Regions from separate parts of the Homo sapiens genome. Here region 2 is linked to region 1. The links are chromatin loops, found by intact Hi-C in ENCODE. Cell type or tissue: heart right ventricle. All regions are shown on one strand. Links, peaks and the distances in the headings refer to the core of each region. The heading gives the core; the rest is flanking DNA. Region 1 has its middle 140 kb from the start of KCNJ2. Region 2 has its middle 350 kb from the start of KCNJ2.

The links. Hi-C counts contacts between places; a loop is a spot of excess contacts. Peaks named below come from ENCODE experiments on the same cell type or tissue, not always from the same donor. Only the 100,000 strongest peaks of a DNase experiment are listed, where the experiment ranks them.
Region 2: a loop joins it to region 1, with 2.6 times the contacts of the local background. A loop is called at or near these places in 7 of 110 quality-filtered maps.

Annotation. Positions count from the first base shown.
Region 1 is chr17:70,307,324-70,312,713 of GRCh38, forward strand. No RefSeq gene overlaps it. Among named protein-coding and RNA genes, the nearest start is that of KCNJ2, 140 kb to the left of the region's middle. In heart right ventricle, for the core only: no CTCF peak of the experiment used is centred there; a DNase peak (open chromatin) is centred at 3,041; H3K27ac peaks cover 1,322 bases.
Region 2 is chr17:70,519,850-70,525,239 of GRCh38, forward strand. No RefSeq gene overlaps it. Among named protein-coding and RNA genes, the nearest start is that of KCNJ2, 350 kb to the left of the region's middle. In heart right ventricle, for the core only: no CTCF peak of the experiment used is centred there; a DNase peak (open chromatin) is centred at 2,232; H3K27ac peaks cover 2,228 bases.

The DNA of each region.
Region 1 (5,390 bases), core at 92-5,091:
ATTTAGAACATGAATGGGGTCAGTGAGAAGCACCCAAATCCACTCAGCAGGACTGAAGGGTAGACAGTCAGAGGTGATGGTTTATGAGGGTAGGTTTAGGAACTTCAACCTCTCTTCCTCCCTAATATTTTTACTGTTGAAATGAGACTGCAGCCCTTACTAGGCAAACCCAGGCAGCAGCCATCAGTACTGGACCTCTGGCAGCAGAGCCGTGCTTTGGCTCTGAATCACCTTCTTCACCCCCAGCCCAGTCCAGAATGCTTTGGAGGCCGAGTGCCACAAATGCCTGAGCTCCATGTATCAGCCTCATTGCAAAGCAACCGTAGGGATGGGAAGGGAAGAATGATGATCCATGGGCAGTGTTCCAGGGTACCCCTGGAGACTAGTGATGCAGACAGAAGGGGGTGGTTGTGCTGTTTCCCATCACTCAAGAGTTATTTCACATTCACAAGACTGTGATCAGATCCTGTTCATTTATTCTACTTAAAATGACACAACAGGAACAGAGACTTGGAATGGAAACTTTTCTACCTGGGTCTTTTTAGGATTTCAGCAAAGATATAAACATCCTCTATTTTTTTTTTTTTCTTACAGGAGAATAAAAACTCTTCAACATACATTGAGGCTTTGCAGCCTTTTCAGTTGAGGAGCATAACAAGAGATTTTCTGCTCTAGAGTCCAAATCTTTTAAACTCAGAGGCTGCCACTCTGAGGTCATTTTCTTTTCATGTTACTGGAAGCATGATGTATACTTTAAAAGTAATAAAGTTCAAATAGAGCCCACTGGGGACTGGGAAATGGGCTTTCAGAGTAGGTTGATTCATTCCATTTCAGTCATGTAAAGTTTAAAGAGAAAGCAAGACAGGGGAGTTAGATAGAAGGTGAACAGAGAAGGTATGGTTGATTTAAGAAAAATGACCTTCAAGAGTCATTCCCATTGCCTATGACTTCCTAAGAACCTATGAGGTTGGATGGAAAAAACAATGATTTTAACAGGAGTGTTTTCGACCGAGGACACAGCTATACTAAACTCTCTCAATAATCACAATTGTCACATTTTAATATTCCCTTTTTTATATGAAAGTAGGACAGCTTTGTCCAAGATTGAGGCATTTTCACCTTGTGCTTTTCTGAACAAATTATGTGAAAATTAAAAAAAAAATACAGAGCCTGGCCCTCCAGAATTCTCTAAAACAAAAGCTCAAAGCAGCCTGAGATTATAGCCTACACAATTTCAGGTTAGTTTTTCAGTCATTTTTCAGCTATGTACTATGACATTTATAAATATAACTTTTCTGGAAAGGAAAAATAATAAAATACAGCAAGAACAATTTCTTTTGTACTTAGATAGCCAAGTGCCTGGATGTGAACAGCCACAAGTCAGCTAAACCTCCACGCTCAGTGAGGAAGCTGTGGATCAGAGGGTTTTGTGTCATGCGCTAATAAGCTGCACAGCTAGGCTCACCCCCAAGGTTTCTGGCCTATGTCTATTCCCTTTACTTGACATTTTGCTATCAGAGGACACTGCAAGGAGACAGTCAGAGTATCATTTTGAGACTTTGGGTTAGTACCTAAAACAGCAAGAGAGGAGGAGGAAAAATTTGAATTAACTCTATTGGCCAAAGGAAGAGGTTATAAGCTCTTTCTGTTCTGAGCTCTATTTAACATGAATATAACCATTTTCTCAGCTTTTTTCCTTTCTGGAGAGAAAAGTACTGACATTCAGAGACATGGAGAAAACAGAATATTGAATCTTAGCAATCTCTCTGCTACACTATTGGTTCTTCTGCAGAACCTATCATCTTCTGTGAACCTACAACTTTCTCTCCTTTCCTTAGAGTTTCTCCATCCTGACAGTAATTTTACCATGCAGGATACAGAATATGTGCAATAAATATATGCTAGAAGTCTTGAGTCCTACTGACTGCTTTATTCTACATTCATATAGCATATATTTTATTATTATATATGGACTATGCAATATGTGTCTCATCTTGTGCTGTGAGCTTTGCTTTTTAGATATGATTTCCTTTAATCTTCATATGTACTCAGTGAAGCATATACTACTATTGTTGTCCCCATTTTAAACCAGATAAAAATAAGACCAACAGATAAAGGCCATCAGATTTTATTTTTTTTTTTGAGACAGAGTCTCGCTCTGTCACCCAGGCTGGAGTGCAGTGGCACGATCTCGGCTCACTGCAAGCTCTGCCTTCTGGGTTCACGCCATTCTGCTGCTTCAGCCTCCCGAGTAGCTGGGACTACAAGCGCCCGCCACCACACCCGGCTAATTTTTTGTATTTTTAGTAGAGATGGGGTTTCACCGTGTTAGCCAGAATGGTCTTGATCTCCTGACCTCGTGATCCACCCGCCTCGGCCTCCCAAAGTGCTGGGATTACAGATGTAAGCCACCATGCCTGGCCAGACCATCAGATTTTAAAGCTTAACTCTTAATTACTGTACTACACTGAGTGTAACTAATACATACATTTGGTGGAATTTGTCTTAGGTACAATACTTTTGTTTTTATTTGGTATCATCACATTATATAAAAGCAAAAGTGACCCCCAAAATAGCTTCCACTTTAGGCTCTTTTTCTCTCCACAGCAGACAATACCCCTACTAAACAGAATTTGATTGTTGCACCTATGTTAAGTCGGGGACCAGAAATTTATTTTAGAGTGTTCGAAGGGCAAAGGAAAGTACTGCTTTTTGTAGAAGGATTAACTTCGTGGCTCAAATTTGCTAGATATTTGTCTAAACTTCTCTTCAGAGAAAAGCCCGAGCTTGCTTGCTGTAGGCTCAACCAAGTTTTACATTTTGAGACCATAAGCCTGAGATCAGAAATCTTTTAATCAGCATAAATCCTTAAAAGATCCCATAACTCTGAAGTCATGTTTGCATTATAAACAGAACATGTGTTTCATGGGGTGTGAAAATGCCAGCAGAAACTGCTTGCTTAATTTTATCAACCTACTTTTTTAGAGAGTGCTGACAGCCCTACAGAAGCATGACTAGCGGCTGCTGAGGTTGGCAAGCCCACATTCTGTGGCTTTTTCTTTAAGTGGCGTATCAGGAGATTAATTCAGCCTGAATTTCACATTTGTGTTCGGTAGCAATTCCCAGAGGCCTTAGGAGCAAATGCATATTTGACACCTATTTATCTTTGTCGGGGTTGTCATGGGAGCCAAGGTGATATCAACTTTAGTGAGGTCCTTTGAGGAGAGGTTATGGGGAACTGGATATATTTGCTTGGTTCTATTTTCATATCTATCTACTGTTTGCCAAAAGGTTAAGTTTCTCCCACCTCTCTGTCAGCACTACATTTGGTAATATGAAAGAGATGGAAGCATGGCTGGTTGTAGTGATAACGACCGATATGGCAGAGACGTGCGCTTCGAGGTCCACTTGTTCCTGTTGAAAGCATTTTTTCTTGCCTTTAAAGAGATTTTCATATTGATGCGCTGTGGCTGATAATGAGAAACCTGGGTATTTAAAAAATATATATTTTTTGTCCTCTATTATTAATCATCAAATGCGAGAGAGCAGATGAAGCAAGGTTAAAGAAGTACAATGGGATTCTAAAGAAAAAGAAGTCATAATGGCCTGGAGCAGTAAATTAGTGCAAAAGCTAGAACCATAGGAAAGCAATAGTTTGTTGACCTACCACTTAGAGTCTAAGCCTTTGAGGTTTGAAAACTCTAACATGATTTCATTCATTACTTCAATACACTGCTGGAAAAAAATAAGAAATGTATTTGAATCAAGTTTTAAATCTCAAATTCCGAATTTGTTATTTCAATAGTTTGGGGGGTATAGGTGGTTGCTGGTTACCTGGATGAGTTCTCTAGTGGTGAATTCTGAGATTTTTAGTGTACTCCTTACCCAAGCAGTGTACACTGTACCCAATATGTTGTCTTTTATTCTTCACCCCGCTCCATGAGACCTTAGAGTCAGTCCATTATATCACTCTGGATGTTTTTGCATCCTCATAACTTAGCCCCCACTTATGAGTGAGAACATAATGGTATTCTGAATTATTTCACTTAGAATAATGGCCTCCAGTTGCATCTAAGTTGTGGAAAAGACACTATTTCATTCCTTTTTATGGCTGAGTAGTATTCCATGGTGTATATATACCACATTTTCTTTATCTATTCATTGGTCAATGGGCACACAGGTTGGTTCCACATCCTTGCGATTGTGACAGATTCCAAATGTGTAAATGAGCTTTCTAATTGAAAAATGAATTGAGATTGAAAAATGAATAAATAATCTCATTTTCTGAAAGCAAATGGGCAATGTAATTATAAAGATTTTTTTCAAAGCACTCTTGAGTTTAAGGACACATGCACACACCGGAACACTCACTGACCCATCTTCTGAACACTCACTGGCCCACCTTTGCTGTCTTTCTTTTCTCTTCCCTATCAATTTTTATTGACCTGTTCTAAAATTTGCTTGCCTGATTTGTCTCAGTAATCCTCTCAGGTATCACTGTTTGAATTCACATTTTACACATCAAGGCACAGAGTAGTGACACAGCTCATTGCTGGAGTCTGGTTTTTGAGCCCATGATTTTAACTACCATACAATCTATTTGCCCAGTACAGAGGCTAAATAATAGCAATAATGCATACTCCATCAGCTCCATTTATTGTCATTCATAGCCACATAAATTTTTTTTAATTATACTTTAAGTTCTATGGTACATGTGCACAACGTGAAGGTTTGTTACAAAGGTATACATGTGCCATGTTGGTTTGCTGCACTCATCAGCTCGTCATTTACATTAGGTGTTTCTCCTAATGCTATCCCTCCCCCAGCCCCCGACCCCCCAACAGGTCCTGCTGTGTGATGTTCCCCACCCTGTGTCCAAGTGTTCTCATTGTTCATTTCCCACCTATGAGTGAGAACTTGCAGTGTTTGGTTTTCTGTCCTTGTGAGTTTGCTGAGAATGTTGGTTTCCAGCTTCATCCATGTCCCTGCAAAGGACATAAACTCATCCATTTTTATGGCTGCATAGTATTCCATGGTGTATATGTGCCACATTGTCTTAATCCAGTCTATTATTGATGGACATTTGGGTTGGTTCCAAGTCTTTGCTATTGTGAACAGTGCCACAATAAGCATACGTGTGCACATGTCTTTATAGTAGCATGATTTATAATCCTTTGGGTATATACCCAGCAATGGGATTGCTGGGTCAAATGGTATTTCTAGTTAATGCTATCCTTCTAATTAGCTGTGGAAAAGTAGGTTTTATCCACCATCTCTTGCTGACTTTTATAGTAATAAATACCCTACGTGTATGGTTAGGTTTTAGATAGGTAGATTTATAGGCATAGTATAGATATACAGCTTTCTGAAAGGATACAAAAGAAACTATA
Region 2 (5,390 bases), core at 168-5,167, 210 kb after region 1:
TCATGTGTTTGCTCTATGTTAATGTCGTGGGTACTGACATTCTCTCTAAAGTGAAACTTTTAATGTAATGTAAATTATTTCTTTGTCTCATAACCTCAGTAGAGTGAAATCCTAAATTCAGTGGGTTATTTAAATATTTTCTTAAACTCATTAAAATAAACACCTATTATAATCAAAAAGGCATATCTATGCCTTTTTGGAAACACTTGGTTAACACATGATGGGAGAAGTGAGGTTTTCTCTGTGAGTCTCCATTCTGATTTAGGCTCTCACGCCATTTTCCTTAGTACTAGGTACTCCCAAGCCTTTATTCATTTGAACACTTTTGACAACGTGTCTTAAAAATTATCGTCAGTGTTTTTCTTCCTAAGTGATTAAAGAGATGCCTTAACTGGCAAGAACGGATGTCCCACTGTTTTTTGACTATCTAGGCAGCTCTTTGTTTTTTGTTCTAATAGTCAAAGCAGAAAAAAAAAAATCCTTAAATATATCATGCTACTATTTATTTTAAAGAGAAGTGCTGTTTGAGGGAACGATACTTGTTTACATCAGATGGAAATCGTATTAGTACAGGCACATTTCTAAATTCAAATTCTAAATACACCTTTGTCCAAGGGGTACGAAGGCCTTGTCATGAAAGCTGAGTTGGAACTGGACGGTCGCACAGCATTGCTTTTGTCTGACTTCCATTCTAATCTGTTGACTTTTAAAATTGAATGAGAAACATTGTTTCCTGATAAGAAGAGAGAACATAAAAGGCTGGGAACACAATAAGGGATAGCATTACTCACCTTGGAGAACAGGACTTCCAGGTGCTCTTGTCATTACTGTTGTCATCGGTGAAGAGTTCAACTGATAGATAGCTCCGATTCCTGAAACTCCTATCAGCTGAGGCTCAGGGAAAGAAAGATTTAAAGATGAGAGAATAAGTAAATCAGAGAAAGGAAAAAAAATAGAAAGGAAAATAAAAATTGAAAGAATGCAATGAATAAGGAAAGTCTTAAAGTACAGAATTGCAAGGTACTCTTTAAAAAGATGATACCAGTCCAACCCAAAGCAGTGGATAATTTTGGTTCTGTTTCTAAAATCCTTAGGCTAAAAGTGATTCTTGGTGATGATAATACAAATCTCTCAGGGCCATTGCTCTAAAGAATATAGTCCTTCAGCATTTCATTAAACTCACAAATACTGTTGTGGATGATATTGGGGAAAATAAAATGGAAGCTTGAATTAGAAAGACAGGCCTTGGATAAGTATGCAAAACAGGTGGTGTGTATCCTCCGACCCAGGCTATCAAACTCTGAAGAGCTGCTATTGATGGATTCTCTTTTGGTCTGTCCTTCCTTTTTCCACTACTCCCCTACAACTTTGGAGCCTTTAGCTACATTCCGCAAGTCTGAGTCTCGTCGCTGCCATCCTTGTTTATGTCAGAAATAGTCATTTTTATGAGATCTTCTCTGTCCAATAGCACATATGTTCAGATTGTATGCCAGTCACTCTGTGCTTCCAAGTTACCAACTATTTGTAGATAATATATCTTATTCATAGTAGAGATGCTTCTTCGTTTAATTTTAGTATTTTGGATGTCATATTTTAATCATGGAGGTATAAAATTTTAAGATAAAAGGAATGCTTGGTTTTTTAAGATAAAGGGAATGCTTAGATTCAAAGTGAATGCTCAGATTTTAAGGTAAAAATCTCCTCGTTTCACCAGTCACTTCAGCCATTTAGGAAGCTGGTTACAGACAAGAATGAGAGTCAAGCAGTTCAAAGTATAATTTTTACAGTCAGTGTTCAAGGGTTGAAGCTCTGCTTCACAATTTACTGGCCAAGACTTCAGTTAAGTTACTTACTTCATCTGTAAATTGGAAATAACTATTGTAGTTGTTTCCTAGGATGCCTGTGAGCATGTAATTGATAACGATAAAATACCTGGCAGATTTTCTAGCATGCCTGAACCACTCACTCTGGCATGTAGTAAGCTAGTATCATTTTGCTGGTATTATTGTTATTATTACACTACTGATGGAAGGAATGGTGCTGAGTGGCTGAGTGACCAATTTATCTGGGGGTGGCAATGAGGAAGACCAAACCAGGTATACTAGGCAGAGTTCTGGCAGGGAACAGATGACACAATTAATTAACTCAAAGAGCTAGTTGAAGAGAGTTCAATAAAAGAAATATTTGCTGATGTAAGGGTAGGTTCAACAGAATCATGAGGGGATGGCAGAGTGCCCAGAAACTCGCCAATAGTAGGAAGCTCAGCCAGAAACTTCCTAAGCCTGCAGATAAGAGGGGAGAAAGTTGTGTTACTCAAATCTTATGACAGTTATAGACGATGGAGAAGGGTTATCCTGCAAAAGCTACGGTTAAAGACAGACAACCCAGCCAAAAAGTGGAAGGGGATATATGACTACTATTTATTCTGCCTGGTAACTCTCACTGGGTGATCTCAGCAAAAACCAATGAAAAAGACCCTAGGTTGTGCGGTCCTTAGAATTAAGCTCCCTAGGCAGAAAGCAGGCAGAGAGTGAATTGGGAGGGATAAGGAGTGAATAATAATGGTGGACAAGCACACCAGAATTTCAATTTATTTTTCATAAACTACAGTTCTTGCTAGTATTGTAAAGTCAGAATTTAACATTTTAAAATTCAAATAATCCCTAAAACTGCTGTAAGGGGCCCCAGAGTTTTACAAATTGAAACTTGGATCTTTGAGTTTTAACTATGTTAGAGGACTGATATGGATTGGAGTTGGATATTTGACTCTGTACTGTATTTTATGACTTATGTGCTTTGTGAGAATAGCCTTTAAAATTTATGTTTTGCTTTTGAACAGTAAAAAGTCCATTTTTCCATCAAACAGGCCATCACTAATTTAGATATAGTTCTTAACAGAGAATTCTGATTTAATTATCAATTTTAGAGTTTATATCAATAAAGTGAAAACCGAGTAATTTACAGAAATCTAATTTACTTCTTAGACATGTACATGTTTTCGAATGAAGGTTATTGTAGAAGAATCCACTATTATGATTTAGCAAAACTGAGAGCTTTATTTGAAAAGTAATAATTATTATTATTATAATTTTAAAATAAATGTGCCCTATTTAAAAATCATCCTATTAATTATACTACTGTGAATATTTTACAGGTATTTTCAGTCCCAGCTTGGCTGCATGAACTTTCATGCTGAGGTCTAGTGTTAGCATTAACGTTAGATAAATGCTGAGTAGTATTTAGTATTTGCATTTTAAATAGTCTTTTTCTGAATCCTAAGATGTTCCAAACTGCCTTTTAAGAATTAGCTAGTATATTATGATACTGAACAATTCCGTTAGAAGCTATCAAGGGTCTAGAAGATTTGTTTCTCCTAAAACTAAACTTGAAATTTCTTGGAGTAAAATACCGTAGTCAAAGGTAAATAGCTAGAAGCCTTCTTTGGCTGGTACAGGCCATTGAACAGAGTACCTTAAAAACAACTAATTTATACCTCAATAGACATTAAGTTGGATACAAAGTGAAAATATAATTCATAAGTATAAAACAAATGAATATTTGCTGTATATTAGAAGTAATATACTGCAACCTGCAGAAAATAAAAATATTAGGCCAGGTAAAATTAAACTCATGTTTGAAATATTCCAAATGGCATGACTAATGTCAACATCCAAAAATCTCATTCATTCAACACACTCTTACCAAACCACGGCCCATTAAAAAGCAAAAAATAAACAGTTCAAAGAGACAATCAGGAAGCACTTGACATCATGATTCGACCACAATAAAATATTTATGATTTTTTCTCTCATTCAGGAAACGATTTGATACCATCATGGAGTGAATAGAGTTGGAAGCAAGGAAAGAGTATTGACGTCAATGCTTATCATATTAGTGAAATAAATATGGAGAGGATAGTTAGAGAATCTTGTGATAATGAAACAAGTGCACATTTATTTTGAACTAACACACCAGGAAAATTTGAGAGTTTTATTTGACAGTTGAAACGTAAAAAAAAAAAAAAAATTCTTACTTCATATTAGGAAATCAAGGTATTAGCTCTATTTTTTTTAGAAAAATAATCTTAAGTATTATTGCCTAATTTTAAAACATTTATAAATTCTCTCATAATCCTCCCTATCTTGGAAACATCATGGATGTCAGTGTATTAGTATTAGATCTTCTATTTCATTTACCCAAAAAAATAGGGGGTATTATTGTAATGGAGGCCAACAGAACTATAAATATTATCAAAAAGAATAGCAGAGAGATGCTAGGGGTCAAAGAAAACTTTACTTCTCTCTAATTTTGCTCTGGCAAAGAAGAAATATTAAATTAGTTAACATTTTAAAATATAAGAAAAGGAATTCAGCAGTATGTAACTCTAGGAAGATAACACGATGATCAGTGTCAAGATTACCTCAGTTAATTCAAGTCACTGTATCAATTCTTATGACGTGTCTCTTCCTGAGGAATTGCAGTTATCTCAGTACTGCAGCTGTCAGGAGCACACACTGTTTTTACTCTCTGGTTTCTTGCTTTCAGGAACTGGATGAAAAGGTAACTACTCCAAAAGAGTTAAGGACCGGAAAGCCATCTTTCTTGTTGACCTTTCATATCTGTGTGCAACATGTACTTTAAGTGATAGCGAATATTTGAGAAATCATGATGGATCCCAAATCTTGTGAATTTCCAAGGATGTAATGAAAGAGGAAATATTTTCCAAGACTGAAGGTCTTTCTCTATTCCTTGGCTGGTAGGTACAAAAAAATACGTTATAGGAAGCAAGAGAAATGCCTGCTTTTGATGTCTGAATCCCACCATTTGAAATGCATTCCTCTGGATTATTAAGATAATAGGTGAGTTTTTGAGATTTTTTTTTTTCCTCAATGGATCTGTCATTAGGGAAAAGTTTTCCACAGAAACAGATATACTTGATAGGAAGGAAAATACAGAAAGACATAATCCATAATCAGCAAGACTAGCACAAAACACACAGTTGAGGTAGGAGGTGGGGACTCGACTCTTGACCAGATTGAAGAATAGCTGAAACAAGGAAGAGGTGAAAGCATCTCTCCAGGAGACACATCCACCAGTGCCATCTCAGTTTTCCATTGTCATGGCAACACCCAGAGTTTACCACCCCTTTCCAAGCCAATGACCTGAAAAATACAAGCTTTTTCCTAGAAAAGTCTGAACAACCTGCCCCTTAATTTGCATGTAATTAAAAGTGAGCATAAATTTGACTGCAGAACTGCCCTTGAGCTGCTTCCCTGGGCACATGGGCTATGGTGTAGGCCTGCTCTGCTAGGAGCAGGACCTCTGCTGCTGCTGCGCACTGCTACTTCAATAAAAGTTGCTGTCTAGGCTGGGTGCGGTGGTGGCTCATG